Linked DNA regions of Homo sapiens: region 2 is linked to region 1. Evidence: read pairs that join two places in POLR2A ChIA-PET (ENCODE). Cell type or tissue: A673. All regions are shown on one strand. Each heading gives the region's core, and the rest is flanking DNA. Links, peaks and the distances in the headings are about the cores only.

Region 1 (5,357 bases), core at 1-5,000:
AATAAATTGTCAGTATTTTTTACTAGAATCACTAAATTGATAAACGAATTCAGGGAGAGTCACCACACTGGGAATACTTCTGGTGCTCCTCCTTTATGTATGCCACTGGCTTATGGATGAAGACACCAATGTGAGTTCTGTTCTGTTTTCCCTCAGCTGGGTCAGAACCCCTTTCTCTGTCAGTGTAAGACAGTCTTGGGATGAAATGAAGAATTTTGGTTTCCCTCTATCCTGTCCCTCCCCATCCACATCTAGAAACTGACCTTCAGATTCTTCTCTCAGAGTAAGTGTTGTCTCAAGGTGCTGGGGTGCCTGGGCCCTAAAGAGAAGGTCTCCTGCTTGCCCAAGGAGAGCCTGGGCTTTATGGGGACTGTATTACACCAGACTTTAATTGGGACGAGAAGCCAGGTACCTTCCCAACCTGCTCAAACACTGGATCATTTATAATTCCATTTCCCTATGAGAAGGGAGGAAGAGTGCACATTTCAGGGAGCAGGTTTGGGGATGAGGGGAAGGAAGGAACCTAGACCTGGGTTCAAGTCTCAGGCTCAGCCTTTAGCCAGCTGTGTGATCTTGGGCAAGTAATTTCCTCTAAGTCTATTTCCTCATCTGTATAGTGGAAGTGATGATATGTCCTTACAGGGTTGTAAGGTTTAAGCGAGAGGAGATAGTGAGGGCTTTGGGTACATTTGTGAGCATTTAAGGGATTGAAATTCACTTAAGCTTTATTAGTCACTCACTAAGTGTATAGCTCTGTGCTAGGCTCTTTAATATCTTTCTAAACCCTCAACGAGAATTGAAACAAGTATGCTTACTTCCATTAGGTAGATGAGGAGACCGAGACAGAGACCTGGTAAGCTTTCTAAATGCCCACAGCTTGTCAGTAATGTTGCCAGAATTTGCACCAGGGCTTGCTTGGTTCCGGTGAAAGGTGCTTTCCCCCACATCACTGTTGCCTTTCTGCCACAGAAGGCAAGAGCATGCCTAACATCTACTCAGCTGTAACAAGGGTGAGGTTTTCTGATACCCAGCCCTGCACAGGACATGGATCCTGCAGTGCAGAGCTACCTCCATCCAACTTGGCCGTGGCACATGAAGTATCCAAGCCTCTTCCAGGACAGCCGCAACCTTGCCAGTTACCCTTCCTTCTGACCCCATAGCCAAGAGGGTTGGAGCAAATCCTGGCGTGGTCTACCAGAGTCCTACACTTTTGCCTTTGATGCCAGGGCCTGGTAGGAGAAAGCCAGTGATTCTGAAGGAATGACAGGGGTACCCCTTCCAGGCACTGTCCTCCTCCCCATCCTTCCTGGAAGGCTCCTTCTTGGTTTCCACGTAGAGCAAAGTCATTTTTCCGAGACTGTAGGGCCCCAGCCCAGAGATTCTGGTCTAGTATGTGTGGGGAGGGGCTAGATATCTGCATCCTTAATAAGTACCCTTAGTTCAGTTGCAGAGTCATTCCTTAAGAAAGAGCCTTCATCCTGAGAAAAGGCAGCAGTTAGCACAGAGATTGATGGCTGGGTAGACTAGCCACAAAGACCGCACTTCTCTGGGGAAGAAACGCCTTCATAACTCCCTCACTGCACCTCTTTTCCCCTTTTTGTTGCCAGTCCTCAAGTCCAATGGGTACCTCGGCATTGCTCCCCTGGCCCCTCCATGCTGTTTGGGGTGGGATAGTCATAACTTATGTATATGGGGCTTTAGAGTCTGTCGCATCCATATCCATTCATTCTGAGGCCTCCCAGTGTGCCCAGCACAGAACTCATCATTAGCAATACAGAGGTAAATCAAAGAAGTCCATGATTTAGTAGGCCAGGCAGATCTGCAAGCTCTTCGTGAGAAGTGCTATTGTGAAGGATGTGTGGGGAATGCAGTGGATGGAGAGAGTGACTGATTGTTTTTGTGGGTTTTTGTGGGAGGCGAGATAGGGGAATGTGAGACTAGCTCCTCTGTGACTTAATTTCAGTGAGAGTCTTCCCTCTGGTCTCTAGTAGAGTAAGTGATGGGGGTGGGGGTCAGCCTGGCCTGCTGGCCATCATGTGAGCGGGGAGCAACCCTTTCTGCTCTGGCTCATCTCTTCTGATTGAAACGTGTGGAGCAGTTCTTAATTTGCACAGAGAGCCCAGACTAATAAATCCGCTACTCAATTGCAATTCCCACAGTGCGTTTATAGGCAACAGCTGACTTTTATCAGCTAGTTTGTTCTTTCATATAAGCAGAGTTTTATGAGGGTCTCCTGAGCTGGCTTGTAATGTGATGAAACGTCTGCAAAACTCAACCATAAATTCCTGGCACCTGCCAAGCAGAGGATGCTGTTTTCCAGGCACATTTTGTCCAGCTGGCGGCTCTGTCCCCTTGCCCAGTTTGCATTTTTGCACTTGTCTCTTTAAACTTGGATTTGTTTTTCAGTTCTCTGCGGCCTCTTTAAAGGCAACCGAAAAATGAGGGGTAGGAAAAAGGAACTAGAAAGTTACGTCTGTGCTAAAAATTACCCCTGGCTTATGTTGCTCTGAAAGCCAGTTTTGATCCCACTGTTGAAACAGAGACATCAGGCTTCCCTGCCACATGAACCCCAGGGCGGGGGACAGGAGGCCAGTGCCAGCCGAGCCCGTTATTAATACTTTGATTCTTTTCTGGGCCATCACCCTTTGTACTTGCCAAAGGCCCCTACCCTCAGTTGTCAGTTCTGTAAATTAAAGAAACAGCTCCGGAGGCCTTTTCCCCAGATGGTCTCCAGGCATGACATCTTTTCCCAGCATTTAGAGCTCCCCCAACACAGAGAGATGAAATTTAAATGCCCTCTGTCCTCCAAATAGGGCGAGACCTGGACTCTTGGAGAATGCTGTTTGGCTGGGGTGGACTGGGTCATTGGGAGAGCTACAAAGGCCTCAGTGGTGCAACTAGGAATGGTTGAGTGTGGCCCTGGCTGTGTCTCAGGATTACCCACCTGTGTTTATGGGTTCTCTTCATTTTGATCAGACCATTAGGTCAGAAGGCTCCTGTGGCTGCCCTTCCTGTGGCCTTATCCCCTGCTTGCTTTCCCTAGCCCACACTTCAGGGCTGGCTTCATGTGCCTGTGACCCACACTTACAAGGGTTCCCAAGGTTGGTTTCATGCTCTGCTGTCACTCTCGAAATTCTAAACAGTTTTCGAATGATTTTCCTTTGGCACTGGGCCCTGCAAATTATGTTGCCAGTTCTGCCCAGCTTCTCTCTGGTCCTACTGCTTGTAGCTGCCCCAGCACTGTGGACAGACCCTTTCTTCTCCAAGTTGAAGTTTGAGCCTTTGCAGAGCAGGTTAGTTACCCGTCATTGAGGCCTCTGGCCTTGTCCCCCTCCCAAAGGCTCCCTGTTATCCACTCTTCTGGCTACAGGCAATCCCTATTACGTGACAGTATCTCCACAGGCCCTAAAGAGGTGCCTGTCAGTCCCAACTCCCTAAGTCATCTGCAGCTGCTCCTGGCCCCTTCTTATCATTTTCCAGAAAAGATTTCTAGTCAATGCACTCTGCCTGGAAGAAGCTGCCTGCTCTTATGGAGGAGCTGGGGTCTTTGCTAGAGAAAACATCCCCTAACTGCCACCTCCACCTCAAAGGCAAGACATTGTTTCCTGCTACGGGAAAGAGACCCACTTTCTTATTTTTCCAAGCCCCACTCAGACACCATCTCCTTTTTGTTATCTCTTCTTACACCCCTAGATGAAAATAACCCTTCCTTTCTCAGCACAGTACTTGTACTTCCCTTTAACACTTAATTTTTAATTTTTTTAAAAAATGTAGAGTCAGGGTTTCACCATGTTGTCCAGGCTGGTCTTGAACTCCTGGGCTCAGGAGATCCACCTGAGCTGGGCTTGGTGCTTTGGCTCACATCTGTAATCCCAGCACTTTGAGAGACCGAGGCGGGCAGATCGCTTAAGCCCAGGAGTTTGAGACCAGGCAGGGCAACATAGTGAGGCTCCATCTCATAACTAACTAAATAAATAAATAAAAGAAATCTGCCTACCTTGGCCTCTCAAAGCTCTGGAATTATAGGCGTGAGCCACCACACTCGGCCTATTTTTTTTTAAATTTAAATCCAGCTCCTGCAGGATTTTATTTTTTTCTTATCCATTCTTATATCCCTACCAGCTCAGCAAGGGGCTCAGCCCCATTTGGGAATTGACCCAAGTGGTAGAAATGGTGCAGGGGCCTTTGCAGCTGCATGGCGTGGAGAAGGTGGGCTCTGCTCTACCCAGTGGGATGGTGCAAGGGGTGGCAGTGGTCTCTGACAGAGCTGGCTGGCTGCTGATAGCCATGGCCTCCTGTAAAGCTGCGGTATCCTAGAAAGATTGTGAGCTTCGGCAAAATCCTGTCTCCACCCACCTAGGATGTGGGCCTTGTGTTTTGCCGCTCTTACCTGTAAGATGAGTATAAGAAGACCCGACTCACTGAGCTATTTTGAAAATGAAATGAACTAATTCATTCAAACCACAGAGGATGAAGCCCAGCACCCAGTAGGTTCTTAATTAATTATAGGTTTTATCCTCCCCCTGGAGGAGGACTTGGGATTGAGGCCCATTTCCTCCTCTGTCAGGTGCCAGCTGGGCTGAGGGTGTAGTCACTGGCCACCTAAGAGCTAGGCTGGCTGATGGAAGTGAAACAAGGCAGAAGATGACCCCATCCCAGCAGCAAAGACCCACAGGCCAGGCTGGGCAGAGCATCCTCCCTTTCCCAGACCGCCTGGCTTGGGTTCCCTGGCAAGGCTGGCGGACCTAGATCCACCCGGCATTGCCACACTGGCGGAAATGGTGGTTACTGTTCGAGCCAAACCCTGGGACTGTGGCGACAGCCCTGACGGAGGCCCAGCCACCACATCAAGGACACGGCTCCACCCTCCTCTCAGCATCCCCTCCCACCTCAGGCTTCCCCGCCTCCCTCCTTCCCAGAGAACCCAGGGTGTAACCTCTCCTTGAGGCCAAGGTAAGCCACAGCCCTCTGTGGCTGCTGCTGTGTGGTGAAGGTCCTGGGCAGGGAGTCGGGACATCAGAGTTCCTGACTCAGCTGTGCCACTCCGGTGGGACCTGAGCGTGTGACTTGACCTCTCTAGACCCCAGGGTCTTCATCAAACAAAGAGGGCGGGTAGGCAAAGGTTTCAACATACAGCTGCTGCAAAAATGAAATGGGCTAATGCACGTAAAAGAGCTTGAAATCAGAGCTGGGCGCAGTGGCTCACATCTGTAATCCTAGCACTTTGGGAGGCTGAGGCGGGAGGATTGCTTGAGCCCAGGAGTTCAAGACCAACCTGGGCAACATATCAAGACCCTGTCTCTACAAAAAATAAAAATAAAAAATAAGCTGGGTGTGGTGGCGTACACCTGTAGTCC
Region 2 (5,310 bases), core at 1-5,000, 140 kb after region 1:
CATCCTTTAAAAAGTTGTTGAGAGAGGTTGTATTTACCTTCCCAAGGTTGGAAAGCAGGGGAATTTCCCAGTGTCCTAGTTTTCCACCAGAGGAATATGTGTAAGTAGCAAAGTATTTGCTGCTTACATATAGTGTGTATGTATGTATATATGTAAATTGTGTGTTAAAGAGCTGATACTGATTTTCATATGACAATGTTAGGCAAAGGCCTCCCTGCATTTGAAGAGCAGGTTTTCATTTATATGTATTTTTGGGATAAAAAAATAAAATTTGTAAATATAGCCCCATTTCAAAGAGTAATGCTTTCCTAGCGTAGAGGACCTTGTGTTCATAGGTCTGTTTGCTGCTAATGGAGCCTTCTGTCAGTACTTTTGAGATAAAAGTAGGTAGCTGTTTTAGAGTGTTGTGGGGCAGGTTATATCGTTGGCCTCCAAGTCAGTGGAATAGCAGATGGTGACATGGAGGTGGGTTGTGGGGAAAGGTGGTGAAGCAGCTCAATCAGTGTTACTACTAATTGTTCCTCTTGGGTTGAGACTTAGGATACTATTAAATTTGATTGTTTTCCATTGTTTTTATACCCATGTGTGCTCAGGGCTAAAGATTGGCTAGTGGGAGGGGCAGCTGACTAATGTTCATTCAGAAGAAGTTAAAAGATCCTTTGAAAAGTGAACACTTAATAAGGTCATTAGATGAAACGTAAGTTGGGCCGGGCATGGGCACAGTGGCTCATGCCTGTAATCCCAACACTTTCGGAGGCTGAGGTGGGCAGATCATCTGAGGTCAGGAGTTCAAGACCAACCTGGCCAACATGGTGAAACCCCATCTCTACTAAAAATACAAAAATTAGCTGGGCGTGGTGGCACATGCCTGTTTTAATCCCAGCTACTCGGGAGGCTGAGGCAGGAGAATCGCTTGAACCCGGGAGGTGGAGGTTGCAGCGAGCTGAGATTGTGCCACTGCACTCCAGCCTGGGTGACAGCGAGACTCTGTCTCAGAAAAAAAAAAAAAAGGTAAGTTGAAGAATGTGTTCTACATTGGCCACTGTAACTGCTATTTTCTTCATTTTGGTATGTGCCATAGATCATATATATGTGCTTGTCTGAAAAGTAGGTTTGTTTGGATGAACTTTTCTCTTGATCCAGACTGACGGTTTTCTCTTGAGGGTTTAAGCACTAATCTGGTATCTTACTCTAGGATCTCCTTGTTCAGTCTGTGCTGCAGTAGCACTACTTTGTGGTAGCCTTGAGTTTTGCTACAAACTTCATCCTGGTGGGCACTGTGATAGATGACCACTTTGCCTACATTTTTCAGTAAGAAGTCCTAATTGTTTAGTCAGTTTTTATTTTAGTAGAGGAATAACGTCCTGGATTAAGAAATTCTTTATGCCACATATCTGAGAAGGTGGGTTTTTTTGTTGGTTTGTTTGTTTTGAGATGGCGTCTCACTCTGTCGCCCAGGCTGGAGTGCAGTGGCACCATCTTGGCTCACTGCAACCTCCGCCTCCCAGTTTCAAGCGATTCTCCTGCCTCAGCCTCCCAAGTAGCTGGGACTACAGGCACCTGTCACCAAGCCTGGCTAATTTATATATATAATTTTTATTTTTTATTTTTTTTTAGTAGAGATGGGGTTTCACCATATTGGCCAGGCTGGTCTCGAACTCCTGACCTTGTGATCCGCCCCTCTCAGCCTCCCAAAGTGCTGGGATTACAGGTGTTAGCCACCAGGCCTGGCCTGAGAAGGTGTTTTTTTTTTTTTTTGGTCTTGTTTTCCCTTACCCCTTTCTTTGAAGAAAGGGTGTCAAAAGACATTACCTGCCTCTAAAGCCAGATATCACCAGCAGACTTCTTAAAGTGGACATAATCCTAGAGCTTTCATTCTGTTTAGAAGTTCATGTTCATCTTAGCCATTTGGAACTTCTTCATTCTCTATCTTTTCTCCACGGTGGCTGGGCTTGTCTGCAAATCATTGTGTCAAAATCAAACTATTTTCAAAACAGCCCTTTGCTTCTGAGCCCCTCCCCTAAGTCCTCTGTGGGGGTCCATGATTCTGCAGAGGTATGGGACAGAATCTTCAGATTTTACCCCTTGAGTCTCTTCCTAGTCATATCCTGGTTCCCTCATTCTAATATTGACAAAGGATGACTCATTAAGTGCAACTGGTTATGTAACTTTCAAATACTTTCATTGTGTATGTCAGGATCTGAGGAACAAAATGATGTCATTTAATCGGAATCTAAACGTGACACAAACAACGTGCCAGCAATACCTGCTTGTGAAATAATGTTCTGAGCCCACAGTGTTCCTGGGTATGTGAGTTTATATCAAGTGAAAAGGCTGCTTAATTGACATTAAAGTTTTGGAATGTAAAGCTTCATTTGGTCTCTTGGGTAAAATTTCCAGTGTATTTATCAAATGGGAAACAATTCTAAAAACAGTTGTTCACATTTACTCTAAAGTGAATTAATCCAGTCAGCAATAGTTGCATAAGTTTATGCAGTTGGTTTACAGCTAAGTTAGAAAGGGAGCAATAGCCAGGTGTGGTGGTATGTGCCTGTAGTCCCAGCTACTTGGGAGGCTGAGGCAGGAGGATCACTTGAGCCCAGGAGTTCAAGACCAGCCTGGGTGATATAGTGACACCTCATCTTTTAAAAAAAAAGAAAAACAAATAATTTGGAGATGGGCCGCACCTTGTGGAAGAGATGACAGTTGAGGTATACCTTAGAAAATAGTTTGATTTGGAGTCAGTAGTAAAGGAGGACATCATGCCAGACTGAGCAGTCCAGGGACTAGCAGGACTGCAGTGGACTGTGGATAAGACCCTATAAATTAAGTTGTTTACCTCAAGACCCATGACACGTCAGTGGTAAACCTGGGATGAGAAATCACCTCAGTCCTGGCTCAGTGATCTTCCTGCTGGATTGTTCCTGCCTGCAGAGCTTAGCAGAGAGTTAAGGAAGGAAAAGACAACTGATTCATTAGGCTGCCCAATTCATAACTAGGGGGTTCAAGGAAATCACAGGAGGTGGGACTTTCTGCAGTAGAGGGTGGCTTAGGGAAATCCTCACCTCACCAAGTCACAGCTAGAGCTACTTGGAAATCATCATCTTGGTTCATAAAAATAGAAAAATATTCAGTAACGGGATGCCAAAGAACATGTAAACTGAGACTTCAATAATAAAACTGGCCAATATTGAGCACTTTCTATGTACCAGGCACAGTCCTAAGCATTTTACTTGTCCTACTTCATTCATGAACTCATTGAATCCTCACAACCCAACAAGACAGGCTTCAACGGTTGTTCCATTTTGCAGATGAGAAAACTGAGGCACAGGGACATTATGGTCACAGTGGTAGGTAGGACTGGAATTTAGACCCAGTCACTCTGATTCTAGATGCCACATTCTTTTTTTTTTTTTTTTTGCTTTGTCACCCAGGCTGGAGTGCAGTGGTGCAATCCCCACTCACTGCAACCTCTGCCTCCTGGGTTCAAGTGATTCTCGTGCCTCAGCCTCCTGAGTGGCTGGGATTACAGGTGCACACCACCACGCCCAGCTAATTTTTTGTATTTTTAGTACAGACAGGGTTTCACCATGTTGGCTAGGCTGGTCTCGAACTCCTGACCTCGTGATCCGCCTGCCTCGGCCTCCCAAAGTGCTGGGATTACAAGTGTGAGCCACCACACCCAGCCAATTTATTATGTTTTTGAGACAGGGTCTCTCTTTGTCACCCAGGCTGGAGTGCAGTGGCACAGCACCACTCACTGCAGCCTCGATCTCCTGAGCTTGTCATCTGTGCACCTCAGCCTCCCAAGTAGCTGGGACAACAGGCACACACCACTACGCCTGGCTAATTTTGTAAGTTTTTGTAGAGACGGGGTCTCCCTGTGTTGACAGGGCTGGTCTTGAACTCCTAGGCTTAAGTGATCTCCTGCCTCAGCCTCCCAAAGTGCTGGGATTACAAGTGGGTCACACACCCCTCCTTTTTTTTTTTTTGTTTTTAGACATGGTCTTGCTCTGTCACCCAGGCTGGAGTGCAGTGGTGTGATCTCAGCTCATTGCAGCCTTGACCTCTTGGGCTCAAACAATCCTCCCACCTCAGCTGCAACTGTCAGCCTGGCTTTTTTTTTTTTTTTTTTTCTGTAGAGACAAGGTCTCTCACTATGTTGCCCAGGCTGGTCTTGAACTTCTAAGCTCAAGTGATCCTCCTGCCTCAGCCTCCCAAAGTGCTGGGATTATAGGCATGAACCACTGTGCCAAACCTTAAACAATTTTTTTTAGAGATTGGGTCTCACTGTGTTGCCCATGCTAGAGTACAGTGGCACTATTATAGTTCACTGCAGCCTCACACTCTTGGGCTCAAGTGATCCTCCTGCCTCAGCCTCCTGTGTAGCTGCGACTATAAGCACACTACCATCCCTGGAATTTTTTTTTTTTTTTTGAGATGGAGTCTCGCTCTGTCGCCCAGGCTGGAGTGCAGTGGCGTGATCTCGGCTCACTGCAAGCTCCGCCTCCTGGGTTCACGCCATTCTCCTGCCTCAGCCTCCTGAGTAGCTGGGACTACAGGCGCCCGCCACCATGCCTGGCTGATTTTTTGAATTTTTAGTAGAGACGGGGTTCCACCGTGTTAGCCAGGATGGTCTCGATCTCCTGACCTTGTTATCCGCCCACCGCAGCCTCCCAAAGTGCTAAGATGACAGGTGTGAGCCACTGCACCTGGCCTAATTTTTAAAATTATTTGTAAAGACAAGGTTCTGCTATGTTGCCCAGGCTGGTCTCAAACTCCTAGTCTTCTTCCTACCTCAGCCTCCCAAAAGGCTGGGATTACAGGCGTGAGTCACCACACGTCATAGATTTTCTTTTGAAGACAACTTTTGGCTAGGTGCAGTGGCTCATGCCTGTAATCCCAGCCCTTAGGGAGGCCAAGGCAGGCAAATCACTTGAGCCCGGGAGCTTAAGACCAGCCTGGGCAACATGGCAAAACCCCGTCTCTGCTAAAAATACAAAAAATTAGCTGGGCATGGTGGCGTGCACCTGTAGTCCCAGCTACTTAGGAAGCTAAGGTAGGAGGAGCGCCCTGAGACTAGGAAGTCCTGGCTGCAGTGAGCAGTGATAGCACAACCGTAGTCCAGCCTAGGCGACAGAGTGAGACTCTGTCTCAAAAAAAAAAAATCCCAAAACAAAAACATTTTCTCTCTACATTGATTACATACAAATCTCAGATTTAAGATGCTCTTGAGCCTAGGAAGCCAAACCAAGGCAAACTTTAGACTATACTTACAGTTTAAAGGTTCTTGGATCTGCCAGATCTTGA

The links. Peaks named below come from ENCODE experiments on the same cell type or tissue, not always from the same donor. Only the 100,000 strongest peaks of a DNase experiment are listed, where the experiment ranks them.
Region 2: POLR2A ChIA-PET joins it to region 1 with 14 read pairs; 2 of 35 experiments call an interaction of 5 or more read pairs at or near these places.

What each region holds. Positions count from the first base shown.
Region 1 is chr1:37,673,583-37,678,939 of GRCh38, reverse strand. No RefSeq gene overlaps it. Among named protein-coding and RNA genes, the nearest start is that of AIRIM, 14 kb to the left of the region's middle. In A673, for the core only: no CTCF peak of the experiment used is centred there; no DNase peak of the experiment used is centred there.
Region 2 is chr1:37,531,513-37,536,822 of GRCh38, reverse strand. SNIP1 (Smad nuclear interacting protein 1) reads left to right here. Exons shown (of 4, transcript NM_024700.4): 4 at 1-2,374. LOC105378649 (a long non-coding RNA gene) reads right to left here. Exons shown (of 3, transcript XR_947190.3): 1 at 5,278-5,310; 2 at 2,840-2,936. Among named protein-coding and RNA genes, the nearest start is that of MEAF6, 19 kb to the right of the region's middle. RefSeq lists an enhancer at 1,958-3,157. In A673, for the core only: no CTCF peak of the experiment used is centred there; a DNase peak (open chromatin) is centred at 2,162.